Linked DNA regions of Mus musculus: all the other regions are linked to region 3. A link is a loop called in an ENCODE intact Hi-C map of the cell type or tissue named here. Cell type or tissue: heart. All regions are shown on one strand. Region 1 holds the start of Gm23970 (a small nuclear RNA gene). Region 2 overlaps Etl4 (enhancer trap locus 4). Region 3 overlaps Etl4 (enhancer trap locus 4).

Region 1 (8,000 bases), 390 kb after region 3:
CCTGATCACCCCCCTCTCACAATCCTTCCTCTATTCCCCCTCCTCTTCTCCTCTGAGTGGGTGGGGACCCCCATGGGCATCCCCCAACCTGGCACATCAAGTCTGGAAGGGTATGTGCATCCGCTCTCACTGAGGCTAAACAAGGCATCACCGCTAGAAGAACATATCCACATTTGGGCAATAGTTTTTAGGATAGCCCCCATTACAGTTGTTCAGGACCCACATGAAGACCAAGCTGCACATCTGCTCCATATGTGTGGGAAGGCTTAGGTACAGCCTGTGTATATTCTTTGGTTGGTGGTTCAGTCTCTCAGAGTCCCAATGGTCTAAAGAATATGGAATGCTTCATGCATTTGCTTGTCATTCTTGTGCAGGGGTCATGTTAATTTTTTCTGTATTGTTCCAATTTTAGTGTATGTGCTGCTGAAGCAAGCACCCCCTTGTTGTTTATAATTAAAATCAGAGCGGAGTGTCTTAAGAAAGCAAATAGTGTTTAAGTGTCCCACATGGTGGAAGGACCCGAGAATGTGCAGAAATCCTTGAAGATTTATTCCAAGGCCCAGCTTTCTCTTTCTAAAACCCAGGCTATAGACACTTTGTCTACAACACAGAGATTCACTCCAGAAACTGCAACATTGCCACTCTCCACTGGCCTTGCTTGTGCTCACATTGGCACTGGGCCCCAGAGAGAGATGGAAGAGAAAGGGGGGGGGGGCTAAAAACAATTGTTTGGGGGAAAACACACATGGTCACAGAGTGCCCGAGATTTTAAAGACCAGAAAATCTCCTGCGATTCTTTTCTGCACCAACATTTAATTTCATTGAATTACATTTTGGGAAATAAGGATAATTCAGGGATAGAGTCCAGCCATAAGGTTCATGAAAGCCAAATACATCACTAGGAGATAAAGATTCCTGGGGAAGACTGCATTTGAGGTCTTTGACCTCTTTTGAACCTTTTACCCCTTTCTTTTAAAATGTACATGATTTTACTCATGTTTGAAAGAAAGGAAAGGAAAATAAAAACAGAAACAATAGAAATCGCTAGAAAGACGTTCCAGGGGCAATGACATGAACAGGTTCCAGAATATGGGGAGAGAGGCTGTTTTTAGAAAAGAAAACAACCTTGTCCCCTTCTCTTCCAGCTCCAGGGAGCTGTAAACACCTGCAGCCAATATTCCCAAGTAAGAATCCACTCCAGGTTCGAGCCCACGATGCTTTCCCCATATCCCTTACTATTGTGAGCATAAAACAAGGTTGAAAGAGAAACTGGGCCCCCAAACACAGTCCTTGGAGGAAGACCCATGGCTGCTGATAGCTGAAGCTTTACTTTCTTCTGAGTGTAGACCACCACCAAAATGGCATCAGACAACCAAGGGTTTGAAACTGGTAACTCTGTGTATGTGGACTTCCGTGTAAATATATACGTGAATTCCATTGAGGAAAAGAGGTATGGCAGAGGTGTCTCATTCAGCAAATGTCCTCCTGCAGCCATCCAGCCTGTGCTTCTCTTTGTCACTACCCACCACAAATGATTTTTTGCAGTAAATATGAACTTCCAAACAAGTTAATTACATAGGAGAGCAACCTGCACTTCACCCAAGATTTCAGGTATTATTTTTCATCAGATATGAGTTATCCAAAGTAGCTAAAAGAGATGATTAGTAAAGGTCTTTATTGAATGTGGGTTCAAACCAACAAATACAGCTATTGAAATAGCTTTCTTTAATCTAGTGTTTTCTACTGAGTGGTAATCTTTTTTATTTTCCTCTTCACAATCGCTTTTGGGGACTTACGGTAATCTGGGAGAATATACACTTTCTGCAAACAGAGACAGCCCAGGCACTTTTTATTTGTTTTTGTTTCACAGTAGAACTATATGATTTGATAGGAGCCTCAAACATAGCTTCTCTATCGTGAAAGAGCCTTGGACTCTGCTGTTTTTCAGGTCTCAGACAGCCTGGGCTTCTAAGGAGTAACTGGGGTTCTCGTTCATTGGCATCAAATCTTGCCTTCAGTTAAGCTGAAATACTATGTTGTAACTGCCATTACTTTCTGTGCACTCAGGCTTGGGGTAAAGCCTGGCCTCTAGACACAACACACATCAAAGTTAAAATTCACATTGACAGAGTCCTAGTCTCGAAAAATTATTTTGTTGACCTTAGTACACATTTGTCATATCCGTGCATGTATGTATGTGTGTGTGTTTGCAAACCCATTGGCACATACATATACAAGGAGGGTGCCAGAGGTTGTCTGGTGTCTTCCTTACTTTCTCTGCACTGGAATTTAGAGCTTGCCAATTCAGCCAGCTGTGCCGGACAGCTTGTTGGGGGGACCCCATCTCTATCTTCTACAGGCTGGGACTACAGGCATCCTGCCAAGACCATCTGACATTTACATTGGTGCTGGGGAGTCAAACTAGTCCTCCTGTGTGTTCAGCAAATGTTTTTTTATCTGTTATTTCATCTCCCAAGCCCCTACAAGTTAGTTCAGACTTACCTCAAATCTGTAATCGTCCTGTCTCTGCCTCTTCAGTGCATGCTATCAGCATGTGCCTCCATAACTAGCTCACTCTTGAAAATTTTTAAAATGTTGTCATGAGTTGAGATTTAAAATGAATTATCTCTATATTGTGATTATTTTATAATGGAACTTTACAGTATATGCAGTTTTTAAAGGACTTTTGTTTTTATGATTAGCAGTTTCAAGCCAACCACCTGATACAGCTCCACCATGATTTTAACGAATTATTTGCTTTATGGCCACTTGGCTGGGCACTACGACAGGTGTTAGTGTACATTACATTATAAATTAGCTGGCCAGGAGTGATGGGTCATGGCCTTAATTCTGGCAGAGAAAGGTGGAGGTGAGGATCTCTATGAATTCAAGACGAGCATGGTCTACATAGCAAGTTCCAGGCTGGCCAGGGCTACACAGTGAAACTCTGTGTCAATAAATAAACACAAGCAGACTAACTTTTGCTTTCATGTTATGGAGACTACAGAGGACTCGTGCTTACAGTGTTTCCCTTCACACACAGGGACACGACTTTCTTCCTATGTAATAAATCCAGGCTGCTCCTTTTGTCTCTAAACCCCTCGTTTTCATCATCAGTTTGATGAACTTTAGCTATCCCCTCATCCTGAAGAATACAAAAAGAACATGTTATTTCCTCCTTGCCTGTAAAGACTGTGTGTCAGCTTGGTTTAAAGCTGACAGTGTCTGGATGATGTCCTTGGGGTTTGCATAAATACACTGAAGATGGAAGTGGTCAGAGGGTCATGCTACTCCTCTGTAAGACCGGATGCCTGGCTCTTTGCTGGGGCTCAGCTTCAGCATTTCAATTCTAATCTGCATTTGTGAAATATATTTCTATTTCTTTCATTCCTGACATTCATCTCAGCATCCCACGGAGATGGTCCATTTTATGGCTTTTATTTTACTCAAGAGAAATAAGAAACAAGAGCTTTAATGACTTTTCCAAAGTCAATAACAAACCACGAATCAGGATTCAAAGTCTGCAAATGCCTACCTAAACCTTTCCAAAAAATATGGGCTGTTTTTCTGTTTAGCTAACTAGAATAAATTAGAATACGGGCACATTAGATAAGGAGGCAGTGCCTGGTTCATAACATGGTGACATCATTGCATTGCTGCTTCAGTCTAAACAGTTAACACTCTTCTAAACTTCTCAGCATGTCTACCTTGGTTGCTCACTTGTGTCTACCCTCATGTTGCATCTATTTGTGAAATCACCCAGAGAAAATATTAAGGAAGTTATGAAAATTCTAGCACAAGGGGAACATCTTTCTTCCTAATGGGCAGTCATTAACTCAGACTGCACTGCTCTTGTGATAAGCACATGCCATGCCCTACTCGACAGTGATGGAACTGACAAAGTAGAAAACTGACTCAGGCTTTCACCCCAAATCCAGAGATCCTGAGGACATTAGCTTACAAGAGCTGCGCCTGTTTGCAAAAACAATTCTATGGTTTCTTTTTCCCATGTTTGAAGCTGACTAGGTCTTTCCTTGCTGGGCTTCCAAGGACCGGGGCATTGACTTCTCTGTCATTTCTTAGGGTCCCTGGAGGATTGTAAGCTCACAGAATCCCGGAATTACCTCTGGACCCCTGTTTCCAAAGGCTTGATACATGGCAAGAACTGAACAAAAGTCATGTGGCTGTCACTGTGTCCCTGTTGCCCCTGGGTACCTTTAAAAATAATAATACAGATTAGAGGCAGAATTCTGAAACAGAAAATCAAAATTTTGCTTAAAAATTTTATAGCTTAGGACAGGGATATTACATAGTTAGAAATCATCTATTTAGTCATCTTAGACAATAAATAAAAGTAAACAAATAAACGAGGGCAGGCTCCTTTGGAACTGAATTTGGTCGAGGAGGAAATCTGTGTTGCAATGAATGGAGTGTGGTGGTCTCCAGAGCTACTAACTTTCTCTACTGTTTGGAAGTACGAATGCTGTCTATGGGCTTTAATGAGCTTTCTCTACTGTTTGGAAGTACCAATGGTGTCTATGGGCTTTAATGAGGGTCTCCTGCAAGACAGGCTGTGAGGTTTGAATTTTACTTTGGTCAAATGATTAGTGGACACAACTTTATACTGCCCCCTGGTGGTGCCATGTTTAACTGTGCTCTGGAATTTCTCTTAATCTGAGTACCAAGCCTGGATGTGAACTTGGTTTAGGCAGTGGTATATGGATGTAGAACAGCAGAAACTCATTTTCCTCAACATTCAGATGTCCTCCTATCGGTGTTATTTGTCCAGGGCATGACTTGAGTATCAGGGAAGAAGGCAAGTTACTTATAAGAAGGATGTCAAGATTCCAATGAGGTTTTCTCCACAGGCTCACTGGCATGGAGTTGCCCTAAGAACTAATAATGTGAGTGTGTCAACTGTACTTGATGACTTTCACCCACAGTCATCTAACCCATCTCAGACTCACACACATTAGCACCTCAACCTTGATGCTAAAAATGGGGGTCAAATGAAAAGTCAAAGGTCATTGAAGTCATTAGCTTTGAAGCATTGAATTTATGGCTTAGAAATCAAGAAATGGATTAAAATAAAATGAATTACAAAATCCTAATAGGTCAGGAAGGTGTCCCACTCACTGCTAGGTTAGACCAGTGGTAACTTATAGCTCACAAATCTTCTCTTTCCTTCACCCATGAGCTGAAGATTGGTGAGACTTGCTGTCTATGTCTCTGCGTTGTGCAGGGAGACACAGGAGAGGCTTGAATTTCAGGATCATTTCTTAATTCTCCGGAAGCTTCTGAGACAAACTGGGATTGCGAAGACTCAGAGGATATGCCCTTCTCAGCACACAGAAGACATGCCCTTCTCAGCACACAGAAGACATGCCCTTCTCAGCACACAGAAGATATGCCCTTCTCAGCACACAGAGGATATGCCCTTCTCAGCACACAGAGGATATGCCCTTCTCAGCACACAGAGGATATGCCCTTCTCAGCACACAGAGGATATGCCCTTCTCAGCACACAGAGGATATGCCCTTCTCAGCACACAGAGGATATGCCCTTCTCAGCACACAGAATATATGCCCTTCTCAGCACACAGAAGACATGCCCTTCTCAGCACACAGAAGACATGCCCTTCTCAGCACACAGCAGATATGCCCTTCTCAGCATACAGAAGATATGCCCTTCTCAGGACACAGAAGATATGGCCTTCTCAGCACACAGAAGAGGTGGGTTATAGATGGACAAACCTGATTGGGAGAGTCTGAAATGACATGTCTAGTGGCAGTTCTCACTGGGGTGTGGGCTGGGGAATTTCATAGAAGAGAGAAGAGGTCACCTTATCAGAATTTTTGGGGTTTCCTATGTTTTGAGCTTGCACATACTAGAATATAAGGAAGACCTAGGTCCATCGGAGGAAAATGACTGCTAGCAGATCTTAAATGACATGCAAGCAAAGAAGGGTGACATGAGACTCTTAGGACACCATTTATTCCATTGTCCTGCAATGTAGGCAAGGTTGGTCTAGATTTTGTTGGTCCTCTTGCACTAAATTTATGTCCCTGCTAGAATTTTGAGCTCAGTAGAGAGGGCTATACCACCTGACTCTGCCACAAACCAAACTGTCCACATCCATTTTCAGAAGCTAATAAAGATGGCTAACTTCACGGTGTTGGGGCAATAGTGGCCTTGATCAAGCTTTTCCTTCATATCATGACAGCTAAAGTTCTTCTAACATCCTTGTTGAGCATGCTCTTTCTCACATTGCATGGAGATCTCCAATAAGGATGGAAGTTGTTGCCTTGGCCTTGCTTGATGCTAAGCATACCTTACATATAGAATGTTCTTCTTTGATCCTAGTGGGTGGTTAACATTAGATCAGTACACAGCTGAAGCCACATCTTTCAGTGACTTTGTCTGATCACTCTCACCTCCCTTTCCTATTCCTCTCAGGCGATACTTATGATCTTTCAAGGTTATCCCAGGGCCAGGCAGGATCAGTCACATGACAGAGTGGTACACTGACTGGAGGTTCCAACCTTGATATTTCTATTTCTTAGTGGCTCCATGAGATCCATTTTCATATCCTCCACCGAGAGAGGATTTCCTTTGTCAAGTGTGTTTCTTAGTCCATTTTGGCCAAAGTAGTTTTCACAGCGAGAGAAGAATAAAGAGAAGGCATACAAATTCATATAAGGATCAAACCCCAAACACTCTAGCTGTTTCTGTGCTGTCTTTGGAACAGACTTCTTCATAAAGCAGAGTTAGAAAAGCAATGTAAGCTGAGGGTGGATTTTGGTAATAACTCGGCTCTGTGTCATTTTAATGGGTCAATGGGCAATTTATCTTCTCTACTTTCTACCATGAAGAATTCACTTAATCATAGGATCATGTCTGAGTTACTGCCATGGCAAAACATGACCAAGTCAACTTATTAATGAAAGCACTTAATTCAGTGTTCTTGGTTTTAGAGAGCTAAAGTCCAGCAACAATATACTGGGAAACATGGTAAAAGTCAAGCAGGCATGTTGCTGGAGCAGCAGCTGAGAGCTTAAGGTTGATTCACAGACACAAGGCAGAGAAAAGAAACTTACCTGGGAATAGTGTGGACTTTTGAAACATCAGCACTCGTCCCCAGTGATATAGCTCTTCCAACAAGGCCTCCTAATCCTTCCCAAATGTTCCACCAACTGGGAACCAAGCATTCAAGTATCTGAGCCTATGTGGGTCATTCTTATTTAAACCACCACAGATGCTAATGAGTCAGATTGTTCTGGTAAATTAATAAGCATAAGGGCTCAGCCTGGTATTATTGTTCACCTAAAATATATCTAACCAATTGTCCCCTGCCATGAACCGCCCTGCTCTCAACAGATTCGTTTCCTGTCTAATGATGGAGTATATGGTGGGTATTACCAATGTCAAGTGCATATGTATGCTACCCCCTTCCCTAGAATGTAGCTTTCTTTCTCCCTTATAGGCCTGTAATAGTGGCATACTTTCATATTAATATGTGTGCACTCACACACATATACGTTTAGGTACATATTAGTCTATCCATATATTTATATTTAAAACCCATTCACATTTTACGTGTGTAATATAGAGAAAATATGAAGGTACATCTAGGTTCTATATCAGACTTTCAGGTACATGTCTCCTTGTCCTCATCCATCTCTTAGACATGTGTTCCAATTCTATGCAAGATCCCTAGAAGTCTGGTTTTGTACTTTTCTATTTCCCTGAAGCACTTGGCTCAGAGTGATGCAAACCACTGATGCATACTCAACAGATGATGGTCTCCCTAAAAGAACAGAACAACCAGCACCAACGAGACTACAGGGAGACAACCTTCTCAGCACAAAAGTGAGCAGCATTTGTGTTAAGAACAATGTGGGTGCCCTGGAGGAACAGGATCTGGTCTTTACTTTTCTATGGACACAGAATGTGCATTTTCAGAGCACAGCTTTTGAGTAGACATTAGGAAAATACCCAAT
Region 2 (8,000 bases), 170 kb after region 3:
TTTACATTATGTAAGAAAATTTTTATTGTTTCTGCTTCTATACAAGAAGCCAAGAGTTTTAATCTTTCAGTGTATATTGTTTCCTAAGTGAAAAGTATTTTATTAACTAATGCTTCTTAAAGTTTACCTTAAATCCTTGCTCTCACCCAAAAGATTCAGAGACAATATCCTTTTATTACTTAGGGTTTTAGTTTACTACAAAAGTTTCTACAAAAAATAAAGCTTTTATAATTGTTATTAATTGGTAATTAAAAATTGGTTGTGCCCAAAACAATTCTTTGGCCAGAAAAAACGTTATTGTAAAGTCATTTTTCTCATCCTCCCAGGCAATCGTTGGCCCATGTGGGCCCAACTGGCTTCTGTGGGGCGGAGTCTTAAGACACAGTTTCCCCTGTTCCAGCACAGATGATCTAGTTGTGTGCTGTAGATGGTGTTTTAAAATGCTGAACAATCAAACCTTAATTTGTATATTAATAGTCAATGCCATATCTCTGAGCAAGCAGGTTTCAGGCTGGGGGAGGGGAAACTACATTCTTCACTGTGAACTTACACCATATTTTCTTTATCAGCTCCTCTGTTGATGGGCATGGAGGCTGATTCTGTGTCTTGTAGAGACACCTCTGTGACACTGATTTCGACTCTTTGAAGTAAATAGTTAGATTAAACTGAATCTTGAGGCTCTAAATGTTGGGGTAATCTTTTTGTACACTGTGTGATATGTCTCTATCCTTTCTCACCTGTCTAAGGCATTCTCGGTTTGACTTTAAAAAGAACTGTTGGCCAATAGCAGGACAGGAAAGGGAGGCGGGTCTTCTGGGCAGAGACAGAAACTCTGGGAAAGAATCAGGTACGGGACAATCAGCAGCCAAACATGGAAGAAGATGGACATACTGGGACAGTGAGAGGTAACAGGCCACATGACAAATGTGGACTAGTATAGACGGGGTTATTAAGTTATAAGAGCTAGTTGGGAAATAGCCTAAGACAGTGCCTGAGCTACAACAAATAATAATAGACTCTGTGTCATTATTGGGAGCTGGCAGTTTGAGACAGTCTGGAAATAGCTACAGATTATAAGTGCAGCTTACTGTGAATGCTAAGGAGCAACAGACGTCCAGCCATCATGAGCTACTAATGTTTCTCCAAAAGTCAACAACTGCAAAGACGGGTCACTCCTGAGCCCTTGTGCCACCGCTTCCATAAGTACAGACTTGGGTTAGATAGTCCCATTTTCCTACCTCTGGAGTGACAATAGCAACAGTACCCAACTCAGAGGGTACTGTGAGAGGCAAAGGAGAGCTGTGCCTGATGCCATGGAGAAGTGTGTGAAATGAAGTCGATCAATAACAACTCTTATATCAGTCACGGCCATAAGAAAAGAACAAGACCATCCAAGGACTGGTCATGATCCTTAGAAAAGATGTCAACATGTGGTGAAAGCTATTGGGTCAAAGTGATAGGAACATGACCGGACAGTACAGCAAGATGGCTTCTATACAGCGATGTGGGTAGCTCTTCTCTACTGCACTGGGAGTCAACATTGGCTCCCTTCAACGTCTGAAGTGCTCTGGAAAACAAAATGCAGTGACCTTGGTAATCTAAGCGGAAGAGGAACACCCAGAATAGATCCGGGTGAGGCGTGCTTAGCTTCGTTATGGAAGTAAGGCCTGTTAGGGCTGTAGGACTTCTTAGAAACTTAGTCTGAAGTGTCTTAAGTCTGCTAACTAAGGCTGGAGCTTCTCACCTTTATCCCATTAGCAATCTTTTCAAAGCCCAAACAATGGGCCTTTGTAACCAAGGTATTTCTTTTCTCCGTTGAGGTCAAAAATCTAATTAAGTTGACCCTGAGCACACACAGAGAATTAGCCAGAGAAAGCTAAACAATTGAGAGATGGGGGAGGGGAGGGCAGGAAGCCTGGCAATCAGATAAACACATTACTCGCTGACAACAGGTTGTAAAAACCTTGATGGCACTGGCTTGGGACAAGTTTAGAATGGGATGTAGTCACCTCAGTGCTACCTGGTACACCAAGGGGGAAACTTACAAGGAATGAAGGGAAGGATTAGATTTATGCTTTCCCATATTTACTTAATAATTGGCAACGCTATCCTGAGCAACTGCAAGAACCCAACAGGGGGGTGGAGAGATGGCTCAGTGGTTAAGAGCACTGAGTGCTCTTCCAGAGGTCCTGAGTTCAATGCCCAGCAACCACATGGTGGCTCACAACCATCTGTAATGGGACCTGATGCCCTCTTGTGGTGTGTCTGAAGACAGCTACAGTGTACTCATACAAGTAAAATAAATAAATCTTGAAAGAAAGAAAGAAAGAAAGAAAGAAAGAAAGAAAGAAAGAAAGAAAGAAAGAGAGAGAGAATGAACCTAACAGGGATGTGATGGGAAGGATGACCTGAAAGGTTCATCAATCAATATAAAAACCCTGCCTGCCCTGTGAACACTGTGAACCCTTGTCTCTGCCTGGAGCACTGAGAATATGGGCATACATGGTACCAACCCAGGTTTGCACATGGGTGATGGGCAGCCAAACTTAGGTCTTTATGCTTATAGCAGGGACTTATAGTGGGGAATTTTCAGTATGAGCCATCTATGCAGTCTGCCATGTGAATTTTGAGCCATTTAGTGTGGTAAGTCTCATCACAGATAGGCCTATTTATTCCTCCCCCAAAACTTCATGGTTCTGATGGGTTTTTGTTGGTTCCCTCAACATCAGCAACTCAGCATCTCCAGTTCCAGGAAAAGGGGGAAAATTTAACATCTGCAGTGTCTCCCCATGCATAAGTCAGGAATGCCTCCAGACATTCACACAGCATACTTCATAATGTATGCAGTTTTGATTGATCATTGACAAGAAGCCCAATGGCCATTTATCAAAAAGATGCTAAAACCATAAAATGGTTAACTTATAAATTAAGTACATGGCCTGGAAATCATAGCTCAACTAGAAGAGCATTATTTTCAGAGATCCTTTATAGCTCTAACATTTTTCAAGCCTAATCATGAGTTCTGTTTGCCTTTGGTACAGACCCAGGTTTGACTCCACAGCCCTGCTTCCTGCACACTGCCTGACATCTAGGCACTCCAGAAATACTTGTTTCATAAAATGAACAAAACTGAAGTGTGGGCAAATTTAACCCTCCAGGTCCCAAGCCAGATTTTCCCAGCTCACTCCCAGAGTCTCATAAAGTAGCAGAAGGCAGCAGAGGCTCAACACACCATTTACACCTCAGTGCTGGACTTCCACACTCTTAGTCTGCCTTTTAGACTTAGGGTTGGTCTGGACCTCCATGCTTGGAATCTTCAATTATTTCACTTCCTGCAGTTATAGAGAAGGAGAGGCAGAGGCCACAAAGCCCTGTGAAGCAGCAGGCGTTCAAATAGGCATACCAGCATTTCACCACTAGAGGGCAGGAGAGTCAGGAGACCGTCTCTGCAAGAAACCACTGCCCTTCTGGGTATGAACTTCCTCGTGTAAGGAAGCAAACCCCTCATGAATAATTCACAATTCTTGGTCAGGGAATAGGATTAAAATTTCTTCTTTGGGCAATCTGAAATACACATTTTGAGCAGGGACTTTTTTAAAAAAAGTTTTAACTTAAAGCAAAATCAGAGCATATTCAGAAAAGTCCCCCAAACCTCTTGAACACCTCTTTGAGCAGCCGCCTGTGAGTTTCCAACCTATGCTCTGTATTTTGACCACCAGACACATCCATCCTGTGGCCAGGCATGCACATCTGGACCAGATGCATGCACATCTGACAAATAAGGTTGCTTCAGTTTAAAGTATAAGATGCCAAGTTAAAATAGTAAAAACACTTTAATATAGAGGCATCCCAATTTGGGAGCAATTTGTCTTCTGTCTGTTGGTCTGGCTTGGTTTCTTGAGACATAGTCTGGTTTGAACGCCCTATGTAGTCTAGGATAGACTTGAAACTTGAGATCCTCCTGCCTCTGCCTTCTAGGTGCTGGGATTCCAAGCAAGTGCTACCACACCCAGCTTGGAACTTGTCATTTTTATTGCTGTTCTCAATACCTGACTTGAATGTGTTATTAGGACACTTGCTCTTCAAGTGGGCCAGGTCTCTCCCCTGCTGGGGCTTTCTCCATCTCCTGAGCCTGGGATGGTTTTTCTTCATTCACTTTTCACTCAGTTACCACACTCAGTACTGAAGGTCTGGCTTGGGAGCTTCTTCCTTGTCTAGTGTTAATGCAGCTTGTGCCACAGCCATTGTGGGACCCCAGGGAACTATGTGTGGAATGTGAGATGGCCGACTCCCATCAGGAAGAGAATGGTTCCCATAGAGCCACATGTGAATGCTTTGGGAGTGGCATATGGATGTGTGGCCTTGTTGGAGTAGGTCTGGCTCTGTTGGAGGAAGTGTGTCGAATGCTCAAGATGTTTTAAATGCCCAAGCCTGGCCCAGTGTCTGTCTCTTCTTGCTGTCTGTGGATCTGGATGTAGAACTCTCTGTTCTCTCTCTAGCATTATGTCGGCCCAGACACTGCCATGATGATAATGGACTAAACCTCTGAACGTGTAATCCAGCACCAATGAAATGTTTTTCTTTATAAGAGTTGCTCCGGTCATGGTGCCTCTTCACAGCAATGGAACCCTAACTAAGACAGGGATGGGTGAGAAGCATCCTTGAGAAGGGACCGTTCTAGATGTCCAAACATAGTGGAGGGGAAAAGAAGGCTCGAAACTCCCATTCTAGACAGTGATGCCTGGGAACACAGAACCTAGATCAATTTTGTTACCCCTGACCTTGTCCTCTGTGCCTACAGATGACAGGCTTTCAGCAGTGTGTCTGACCTAAGGACTATTATGTAATAAGCATATTCCTCTGTCATATTCTGAGTTCTGCTTTGTATTCTGACCCAAACCTCATGTCTGTTTTTGCCCATGTTCTGGAGGAAGGTGCCCTGACAGACATGTTTATCTCTTATTCCAACAGTTAGTACTCAGCGAGTCTCCTTGACATGGCAGGTACCTTTCTGCCTCATTCCTCAGGCTCTGGATTCCTTGAACCTGGCAGTACACAGCCCCAAAGCCATCGTGGAAGAATTTGTGAAATTGGTTCAGTGTTCCATTTAAAACAGGATAAGGCTCTTTGGTGCCTAATGGATAGAGCCTAGGGTAGCAAAATATGCTTGGTGATACGGATTCTTACCTTTCACAAGCTTGAGGTAGCAAGAGAAAGGTGCACCCAGGCCAGCCTTGGGAGAGAGTTCGGGGAGAGGGTGACTAGTTTTCTCTAGAGAAGCTCAGTCCACGCACAGCTAGAGGTGGAACGGCGAGGAGAACCATGCTTATTCCCCATCTTTCAGTTTGAGACCTCTGCTTGCCTTAGGTGTTGTCTTAGATACTGCTTAATGGAACGAATGGGGCGTTTCCTGATTTGGGGATGGAGAAATGTGAACTGTGTGGCAGCGAGAGCTGAGAGCTCAGAGGTTGGTTGCCACTTAACCTCTGATTTTCCTAAGAGGTATCCAATGTCTTCCTCTGCCTTCTACAGTGACAGAACGTACCCTAAAATCCAGAATTGACATCTATGATTCACAGGGCTCTGAGACTCAGGAGGCATCAGCTTTGGAATCTTTTAGCCACAAGGAGAGAAAGGACAGGTGTGCAAAACAGTAAGCAGCAGCCAGGCCGTGGTGGTGCACCCCTTTAATCCCAACACTAGAGTGGCAGAGGCAGGAGGACCTCTGTGAGTTTGAGGCCAGGCTGGTCTACAAAGCAAGTTGTAGGACAGCCAGGGCTACACAAAGAGAAATACTGTCTCAAGGGAATTGTGGGAATGGGGAGAAAGAATGAAACAGAAGATTAAGGTGGTTTAGAAGTTAAGAGTCCCTGCTATTCCAGGGACACAAGTTCAGTTCCTTGTGACCCCTCAATAACTCAGAACCTTTTATAGCCTCTGCCTGACGGGATATGCTGCCCTCTTCTGGCCTCTAGAGGCATTGCACCCACATGGTACATTTGCACAGACACAGGCAAAATACTTACATGTAAAACAGAGTGAACAGCACAGGTTGCCTGTGCTGAGGATCCAGTGAAGAGAAAGAGGCCTGGCTGGGAACTGTGTAGAAGGTCAAACTGGGGAGATGTTTGCAGGACGTTTGACAAATTATTTGCCATCCCCTAAAAGTGATTTTTAAAAAAACAATTGTATTTATTTATGCATGTGTGTGTGTGCATATGTGTGTGTGTGTGTGTGTGTGTGTGTGTGTGTGTGTAAGCAAGCATGTGGAGGACACAAGAAAATTTGCTACAGCCAGTTCTCTCCTTCTACTGTGAGGGTTCCAGGGACTGAACTCAGGTCATCAGGTTGGTGGCAAACACCTTTGTCTACTGAGCCATCTTGCCAGTCCTAGTGATGATTATTTTTTTTTAAGATTTATTTATTTGTTATATGTGAGTACATTGTAGCTGTCTTCAGACACTCCAGAAGAGGGAGTCAGCTCTCATTACAGATGTTGGTGAGCCACATGTGGTGGCTGGGATTTGAACTCAGGACCTTCAGAAGAGCAGCCAGTGCTCTTACCCACTGAGCCATCTCTCCAGTCCCCATCAAAACTTAGCCCATTGTGGTGATACATGTCTTTAAACCTAGCACTGGAGAGTCAGATAGATCACAGATAGATCTCTGTGAGTTTGGGAGCAGCCTGAGATACATAGTAAGACCTTTTCTTAAAAATCAATCAACCAACCAATCAACCAATCAACCAACCACCAACTTCCAAAATAATAACAAGAAAACATTAGAGCAGGTTTCCTTTGGAAGCCGTTGCTGAAGCCATAGTATGACCTGGGTCAAGCACACAGGCATGAAATGGTCACAGCTTAAAAATCATTCATTGAGCCGGGCGTGGTGGCGCACGCCTTTAATCCCAGCACTCGGGAGGCAGAGGCAGGCGGATTTCTGAGTTCGAGGCCAGCCTGGTCTACAAAGTGAGCTCCAGGACAGCCAGGGCTATACAGAGAAACCCTGTCTCGAAAAACCAAAAAAAAAAAAAAAAAAAAAATCATTCATTGAGGGGCTGGAGAGTTGGCTTAGCAGTTAAGAGCACTGATTGCTTTTCCAGAGATCCTGAGTTCAATTCCCAGCACCACATGGTGGCTCACAACCATTTATAGTAGGATCTGATGCCCTCTTCTGGTGCATCTGAAGACAGCAACAGTGTACATGTATACATAAAATAAATATTTTTTTTAAAAGAAACAACAAATTATTCATTGATTCAACACTTTGGCAGGAAAGAAAGTACTTCCCCTTCCTTGGCTTTCCAGAGGGACAGACTTCCTTCCATCAGAACATATTTTCCCATCCCTTAATCTTTTCTTGAGAACCATAGGGCATTCCCTTCCCTTTCCTCCTCCTCCTCTATCTTCCTCGGGCCCACATGTTGGCTGGGAGGATTGTAGCAGTCCAACTCTAGGTAGAAATGGTAGAGTTAGAGCCCTAATTCTGGAACATTCCTGCTAGACATGCATCTCAAATATGCTGCAGAGGCCCTTATGCTAAAAGCTCAGTCAGCAGCCCATGGTGCTGCAGGGAGGTGGTAGGACGTTCAGGAGGCAGAGTGTAGGAGGAAGAGGAGGAGGCTGGTACATTGGTTCCTAGGTCCCTTCCATCCTTCTCCCTCTCCCTCTTTTTCTTTCTCCTTTTCTCTCTACTGCGCAGCAACCACGAGGTGAGCGGCTTGGTCCAATGCATGTTCTTTGTCATGATGCTTGTCTTTCTTTGGCCCATGGAAACCTGTGAAAATGTGAGATCTTTGTTTTAAAGACAGGGTCTCACCATGTGATCTAGGCTGGCCTCTGCCTCTTTGTAGGCAGGCACCACTCCCAACCAAACTGCCTTCTTTTTAAGTTTATTTTTCCTATATGTTCTTTCATAGAGATGGAAAACTGATTCCTAAAAACCCATGGCTGCCCTAACCCTAAGCCAACACAGTTATCTGTGTGTTTTTCTGCTTT
Region 3 (8,000 bases):
AAATACCTTGCTAGAATTGCACACTGGGGATCTTCCGCTAAAAGGTTGTGCTGAACACTCCCTTTCCGGAATGAAGCAGCAAAACAAGCTTTACAAGGAAGCCCCGACCTACAGAGGCAGATGCAGGTAACAACCAAAAAGGTTTTAGTTCCCTCTTCTGGTGACTAAGACTTCACCTCACCTGGGGCCATCAATGCTGCTTAGGAACTTTGGGAAGGTCTTGAAACAATTGCCCCTCCGGAAGGGAGAGGCTAATTACCATTTCTAAAGGGGGGAATGAAAAGGTCAGCATAGGCCAACAATGGGCTTAAACCAACTCAAGTTGTTACCTAAGTCTACCCTTAAACTGTATAAAAAGTGTGTGCTTAGGAGATTCCTGGTTGCAGGACAGTCCCAGCGCACTGGATCAATAAACCTCTAGCTTGTTGTATCGATCTCCATCTCTGTGTTTCTGTGAGTGGGACATCCTGGATGTAAGGCTCTTCGGGTCTTACACCTGCTCTTGCAGAGGGCTTGGACGTGGTTCTCAGTAGCCATACTGGGTGACTCACAATGATCTACAGCTTCAGCCCCAGGAATCTGACACTCTTCTGGCCTCTGCAGGCATCTGCATTCAGGTGCAAGTGTGTGTACATACAGACATAAAAATAAACCCTATAAGAGTTACCCTTAAAGGGATCTACAATGAAGCCGAATTAAAAAACCTCCTCATATGATCTATAATCCTGCTATCTGGAATTTATTCAAAGAAGCCTACACACAGATGTTCTCAATGAAAGACCCACAACGTGAGGACTCCCCCACGTTCTGACTCAGGAGGGGCAACACCCCAAATCACTCACGAGAAATGGTCTCGCCGCAAACTGCAAGAGGACTTTTATTTCAAGAGCACTCTCGGACCCACCGTCATACACCACGCAGGGGTAGAGGACCATGGCACCCCAAGTAGCTCGGTAAGGGGGTATTAAAGAAAGAAACCACAACTCAAGGAGGTGGGGAGGGTGTTGTTGGAAAATACCAAAAATACCAGTTAAGAGTCACAAGGAAGTGCAAAGTCACAAGAGTCACAAGGAATACCTGGTAATTGTGCGGGTTATTTCTCAAGGCAGTTTCTAAGAGCCCCTAACAATAGCACATTTGCATAGAGGGTTCCAGCAAAGGTCAGGGTGGGTCAGGGTGACTTTCTTTGAATGAACACTCCTTGAACCCAGGAAGCGGGTGGGTGAAGGAATGTAGCAATCTGTTTTATGATTAGCATACCTTGGAACATTGAGTCACAAAGGTCACATTCTCAAGCCTGGGCCTAAAGGCCTAGAACTTTGCTTTTACATTATACTTTTTCATCAGCAGCTTTATTCTATTTATAACTATCCAAACTTGAAATCAACAAAGATGTTTATCAGAGGGTGTCTTAGTTTGGATCTTACTGCTGTATACAGACATCACAACCAAGGCATCTCTTACAAAATACAACGTTTAATTGGGGCTGGTTTACAGGTTCAATCCATTATCATCAAGGTGGGAGCATGGCAGCATCCAGACAGGCATGGTGCAGGAGGAGCTGAGTTCCACCTCTTGTTCTGAAGGCAGCTTGGAGAAGACTCGATTTCAGGCAGCTAGGATGAAGGTCTTAAAGTCGATGCCCACAGTGACACACCTACTCCAGTAAAGCCACACCTCCTAATAGAGCCAATCCCTGGGCCAAGCATATTCAAACCATCACAGAGGGTGAATATGGATAAACTGACTGATCTAGATGATGGGATATTATTTAGTGCTAAAGGGAAATTAACTACCAGTAGCAAAAAGACATGGAAGAAAGTTAAATGTGTATTACTCCACTATTAATCTGAAAGGGCCAAAGTGTCTCTTTTTATTTATTTTTTTGTTTTTTGAGACAGGATTTCTCTGTGTAGTCCCAGCTGTCCTGAAACTCATTCTGTAGACCAGGTTGGCCTCGAACTCAGAAATCCGCCTGTCTCTTCCTCCCGAGTGCTGAGATTAAAGGCGTGCGCCATCACTGCCCAGCTAAGTTGTCTCATTCTTTTTTTTTTTTTTAAAGACTTATTTATTTATTTATTTATTACTTGTAAGTACACTGTAGCTTCAGATACACCAGAAGAGGGCGTCAGATCTCATTACAGGTGGTTGTGAGCCACCATGCGGTTGCTGGGATTTGAACTTCGGACCTTCGGAAGAGCAGTCGGGTGCTCTTGCCCACTGAGCCATCTCACCAACCCCAGTTGTCTCATTCTTAATGTAGGATGTCCTAGAAAAATCAAACTCTAACAACAGTGAAAGGAAAGCTCACTTGTGGTCAGGAGTTGGTGAGGAATGAAGGTTAAATGGGCAGACTACAGAACATCTTTGGGGCAGAGAAAATACTTTCTATTATGTACAATGGTGACTTCTCCTCACTGCCTGTCTGATCTAAGAGCATGCATAAAACCAACAGTACGCTCTAGCAGCAGCCAGGTGCTGTCAGTGGTATTGACATGGCAGGGCAGGGCTATCAGGTGGGCCACTATTCCTGGCCTAAAATGAACAGATGATAAAAATTATAGCCAGGTGTGGTGGCGCACGCCTTTAATCCCAGCACTCGAGAGGCAGAGGTAGGCAGATTTCTGAGTTCGAGGCCAGCCTAGTCTACAAAATGAGTTCCAGGACAGCCAGGGATATACAGAGAAACCCTGTCTCAGGAAAAAAATAAATAAATAAAAAATAAAGATCAAGGTAATGGACAAACTGATGCATTTGTATCAGTAGCTCTCAACTGTCCTACTGCTGCAACTTTTTAATACAGCTCCTCATGTTGTGGTGACCCCATGCCATAAATTATTTTCATTCCTACTTCATAACTGTAATTGTTGCTGCTGAGCGGTACCTGAATTCCTAGGACCATCAGAAACATGTGTTTTCCTGTGGGTGCTACCCACAGGTTGAGAACTGCTGATCTAACTGATAATATGTTAGGCGGATTCATTAAAATTTTCAACTCTAGCCGGCACGCATGCCTTTAATCCCAGCACACGGGAGGCAGAGGCAGGCGGATTTCTGAGTTTGAGGCCAGCCTGGTCTACAGAGTGAGCTCCAGGACAGCCAGGGCTACACAGAGAAACCCTGTCTTGAAAACGCCCCCCCCCCCCATCAATTCTGACCAATATGACAACACAGAGATACTCAAAGACACACAGCGCTTCCAAACAGCACCAACAAGGGCTTACTTACAAGGCCATGACTCTGAGGCTGGGGTGGAGGTGGGGGTGGGAGGGGTGGGTATAACAGCTACACTTGTAGTCCTCTGTACTGGGACTCGGGACTGTGCTTCTGTGCATCTTGTGTTAAATAAGACCAGACACAAGGGGATTTCTTTAATCAAGGCAAGGCTGAGTAAGGACCTTGGAAAGGAGAGTGCATGTGCAGGCTCCTGGTGACTCAGATTTTCCCTCCATTCCATAGGCTCAGCAACCCCAGTCAATTGTACCCTGGGCACTAGGTGCATCCCAGAGGAAATTCCTAAATTGGCCACAAGGAGGAAGTCGAGGGCAGCAGTAACATTGCTGACCCAAAAGCCCTCATTTTCTGAGGCCACAGCCTCTCTTTTGACCAACTTCTTATGTCTCTCATCTCCTGTCCTCTCCTCTTCCTGAGTCCTTTTGTTTCTCTCCAGAAGTTGGAAAATTCTATGCTAGTTGAATTCACTAGGTAACGGATTGAACCTCTTGACTATGGGTTTATAGGCACTCTGAAGAAAAACTGGCTTTAGACTGAGGCTGAGCAGTTTTCACAAGCACAGGGAACCACAAATGTTCACTCAGTAATCCCTTAAGCAAGACTTTGTTAGCCTCTTCTCTCTCTCCGGGAGGAGGGGTTCCCCTGCAGGGCAGGTATCCACCTGCAAGGCCAGCTGCCCTGACAGCCGAAGGAAATTCCTCCCTTGAAGACAAAGGGTCCATTATCCAACAGGCTCCGTTCCCAGGGATAGATAGGGGAGGCACACAGGAGTTTCTTATCTTTACTTTATTTGGCAAAACAGGCGGGGGGGGGGGGGGGGGGGAATCTTCACAGAGACCTGACATCCCCAACCCACCCCATTTCCTGCAAAGCACAAAGGAGAAATTCCACTGCCAGCCTGGCTCTTGCCTCAGGGATGACTGTGGCTAAAAGAGCACAGTGCTCTTTAACCCACATGGAAGCTGCAGGCTGGTGACAGTAGGAAGGCTCTGTCTGTCTTCCCCCTGTCCTGAGCAGTGTTCTCCCAAGTTGTATGCTAGTCCCTGGGGTCCCAGAGATAACACTGGAAGATGCAGCTAATGAGTGAGATCTGGGGTTCATACGTCCTGATTCTGTGACTTAACTGCCAGGCTAGAGAAACACACACACACACACACACACACACACACACACACACACACACACAGAGAGAGAGAGAGAGAGCATTCCCTATGTTCTTCTTCCGGTGGTGATGGCACATGCCTTTAATCCCAGCACACAGGAGGCAGAGGCAGGTGGATCTTTGTGAGTCCAAATCCAGCCTGGTCTATAGAGCTAGTTAGTTAGTTCTAGGACAGCCAGGTCCAACACAGTCCAAGCTGATTTCAAATTTACTCTGTAAGTCACTCTTACCTCACACTCAAAAAATCTTTCCGACTTAGCTTCACAACTACTGGGATTTCCAGTATGCATGATCACACCCAGCTTGAAATTCAGTGTTAAAAAATGATACTGAGTGCTTGCTGCTGCTAAGCACATACAGTAAGATTGGAGCAGCAGAGACTTCAATAGAGCCTCTCGCCAGCATGGAGTGCAAAGCCACAAATGGTCTGTATTTTACAATAATGATTATGTCTTATGAATAACAGGAATGCTGATAAGAAGACAATAGAAATGTTAATCACCCCAATGCATCAGGACCCTCTGTGTACTTGTGACATCACAATGTACCCCCAAAGTACATGGAATTATTAGATCTTAGTTTAAGATTTAATTGGAGATGAAATAATAAAATGGTAGGTGTCCTTACTTGATCAGAAAGTATCTTTTACATACATACGCCATTTACATTAGCATACTCCACACTGAACCTTATATACGTGTCCAGTTAGAAAGCAAATGAAGGAAAGGCTAGAGAGATGACTCCACAAGTTGAAAAAAGTTGCAAGCCTGATGGCCCGGGTTCAATTCTCAGAACTCACATAAAACCCCATGTGGTGGGTGGCAGGCGTCTACAATCCCAGCACTCTTCCCTCTTCTTTTCTCTTCTTTTCTTTTTTTAAATATTTTTTAAAGAAACATTTTATAAAGACTTATTAATAAATAATATGAGAACATTGTAGCTGACTTCAGACTCACCAGAAGAGGACATCAGATCCATTACAGATGGTTGTGCGCCACCATGTGGTTGCTGGGATTTGAACTCAGGACCTCTGGAAGAGCAGCCAGTGCTCTTAACGACTGAGCCATCTCTCCAACCCTGATCCTAGCACTCTTACAGTGAGATGAGAGCTTGCCCAGAGAACTAGGGTCAGCCTGCCTGGAATGTTCAATTCAGCAATACTCGGCCCAGCACAAACAAGACTCTGCCTCTAAAACAAGGTAGAAAGGTTATCTTCTGACCTCCTCCTACATGCCATGGCGTGTGGGCACCCACACTCACATGTATATCCCTCACACACATATACACACAGACAATTAAAGACAATACCAAACAACAATAAACATAGATGGCTAAAAAATTTAAAAATAGTAGTAGTATTGTTAACATAAGCAACATTGTGCCTTTTAAGATAGCTAATGTAATGTCTGAAACCATACAAATAATATAGCATTTTTTGTTTGGGCTAGGGTTTGTCTGAATAGCCAGAATGGCATCTGAACCCAGTCTGCTCTGGATATTATCTGCAACAAGGAAGCAAAATCAAGGCACCATTCACACCTATCTTCTCCTTATACTTCTAACAACAGTTTGCTAGGTGTGATGTGCAGAATTCAGTTGTTTTCTGCATTGACCTCTCATCTTATCCCCTCTTCTCCTGACTCCACCTGGCTGCAAACACAAGTAGTATTACGTGAAATCCTTAAAAAGTTGGAACACAGTACACAAAACACTAGCACAGAGGGCAAGGAGATCTACACTCTGTAATCTGCATGTTCTGAACATGGGGTGAGAAATGCAACAGACGATAAAAAGTGAACTTCTAATTCAGGGGACAAATAGCTGAGGTAAAGGAAAAAAGAGAGCTTTTACCTCTTGGTAAAACTGATTAGAAGGAAAGATATGCCCCACACCTGAGAAGGTCCTCATTTATGTCCTCAAACTAGGAGGAGAGAGGAGCCTGGCACGGCCAGAGAGGCTGAGAAAAGCCTCCTCTCAGGGTTCATGACCTAATCACTGTACCTTCTGGGGCTGACTGGGGTGTGTGGTCTGTGGGGCCAGGATGGGCTCCTACTATTTTACCCCTTGGTTATTCCTTTGTCTAGGAAACTGGAAAGCTCTCCCAGTGTGATGGCTAAAGTAGAAAGTACTAGACAATTCAGAGTGAGCCCAGCCTCAGAAGCAGTCTGGACTTCAGCAAGAGTTAACACAAGTGTATTTAGTCATGGTTACTACTGTTGTGATGAAACACCCTGACCAAAGCAAGTTGGGACAGACAGGGTTTAGTCGGCTTACACTTCCACATCATTGTTCATCATGGAATGAAGTCAGGACAGGAATTCAAATAGGGCAGGAACCTGGGGGCAGCAGCTGATGCAGAGGCCAGAGAAGGGTGCTGCTTGCTGGATCGCTCCGCATGACTTTATCAACCTGCTTCCTGCTTCCTTATAGAACCCAGAACCACCAGCCCAGAGGCAGTACCACCCATAATGGCATGAGACCTCCTGCATCAATAACTAAGAAAATGTCCCATAGGCTTGCTCACAGCCTCATTGTATAGAGGCATTTTCTCAATTGAGACTCTCTCCTCTCCAGTGACTCTAGCTTGTGTCAGGTGGTCATAAAATTATCCTGCATAACTTGATATTCATTTTCTTTGGATCTTAAAAGTCCTCACAAAGGCCTATGGGTAAAGGACTTGTCTACCAGCCTGCACCAATTCTAGGAGGCGATGGCACCCTGGGACAGTGGAGCCACATGAAAGAAAGATAACTGGAGACCCTTGGCCCTTCCTTTCCCTATCTTCATCCTAACCATAGCTCTGTACTACCACATACTCCATCATAATGTCTGTTCTCCCATAGGAATAAAACAGTAGATTAGGGAACGAGAGCATCCTTCCTGCTCTGAAGTGAGCCATTTTGCTCCTCCATAATTACTGTCTTCCCACAGGCCCATAAGGGAAGCAACAGAGCCAGGCAAACATGGACTAAAATCTTTAAAACAGTGAACCAAAATAAATCTTTCTGCCTTATGCAACAATATGTAGGGTAACTGTCAGTGATGGAAAACTAACACACTATTAAACCATCGAAGTCTTCTAGGGTCAGCAGTTGCAGAGTAAGATTAAACTGATACCTGAGTCCAAGGGCAAATGCTCAGAAGCATAAAAACATGTACAAGCAGTCAGATAAAGGCATGTCCTGCCTTTTGAAGCTTACCCAGGGATCTTTCCTTTGTTTGATTGGCCGACCTCACCACGGGAAGGCTCGCGCGAGTACGACTGCCTCTGGCGAAAGGACTCGGTACTTCTCCCTCGGACATGGCTTCCAAAGAGTCACCAGATGTCTCTGATAAATGTTCAACCGGATCCCCCAAATTGGGAGGTTGAGGACTGTGGGACAGCTTGGGACTTTTTGTCTGCAAAAGATATTTTAAAAGAAAGTGTTATTGCTACAAGAAAGAATTATTTATTATTTATTAATATGAATTTATTATCGCCATGATATTGTCAATGCCAGCTCTGGGCAGGAAGAAAACCACCATAAGGATCATTCTGGGAGTCAGTAGGATATACATCCCTAGAGAAAAATGTCCTTGATGACCCCACTACTGATTATAATCA

Evidence for each region. A loop is a pair of places that touch in the nucleus more often than their neighbours do. Peaks named below come from ENCODE experiments on the same cell type or tissue, not always from the same donor. Only the 100,000 strongest peaks of a DNase experiment are listed, where the experiment ranks them.
Region 1: a loop joins it to region 3, with 7 times the contacts of the local background. A loop is called at or near these places in 18 of 42 quality-filtered maps.
Region 2: it touches region 3 in a loop (2.9-fold over the local background); 8 of 42 quality-filtered maps call a loop at or near these places.

Annotation. Positions count from the first base shown.
Region 1 is chr2:20,272,955-20,280,954 of GRCm38, reverse strand. It overlaps Gm23970 (a small nuclear RNA gene), which reads right to left and starts at 436; the gene lies at 330-436. It also overlaps a transcript of Etl4 not described here. In heart, a CTCF peak has its summit at 4,646 (motif pointing left); no DNase peak of the experiment used is centred here.
Region 2 is chr2:20,490,290-20,498,289 of GRCm38, reverse strand. The region is part of intron 2 of Etl4 (enhancer trap locus 4); the gene reads right to left. Among named protein-coding and RNA genes, the nearest start is that of Gm17171, 160 kb to the right of the region's middle. In heart, CTCF peaks have their summits at 3,414 (motif pointing right) and 5,971 (motif pointing left); a DNase peak (open chromatin) is centred at 1,909.
Region 3 is chr2:20,661,693-20,669,692 of GRCm38, reverse strand. It overlaps Etl4 (enhancer trap locus 4), which reads right to left. Exons shown (of 22, transcript NM_001081006.1): 4 at 7,597-7,795. Among named protein-coding and RNA genes, the nearest start is that of Arhgap21, 300 kb to the left of the region's middle. In heart, a CTCF peak has its summit at 3,532 (motif pointing right); no DNase peak of the experiment used is centred here; H3K27ac peaks cover 1,067 bases.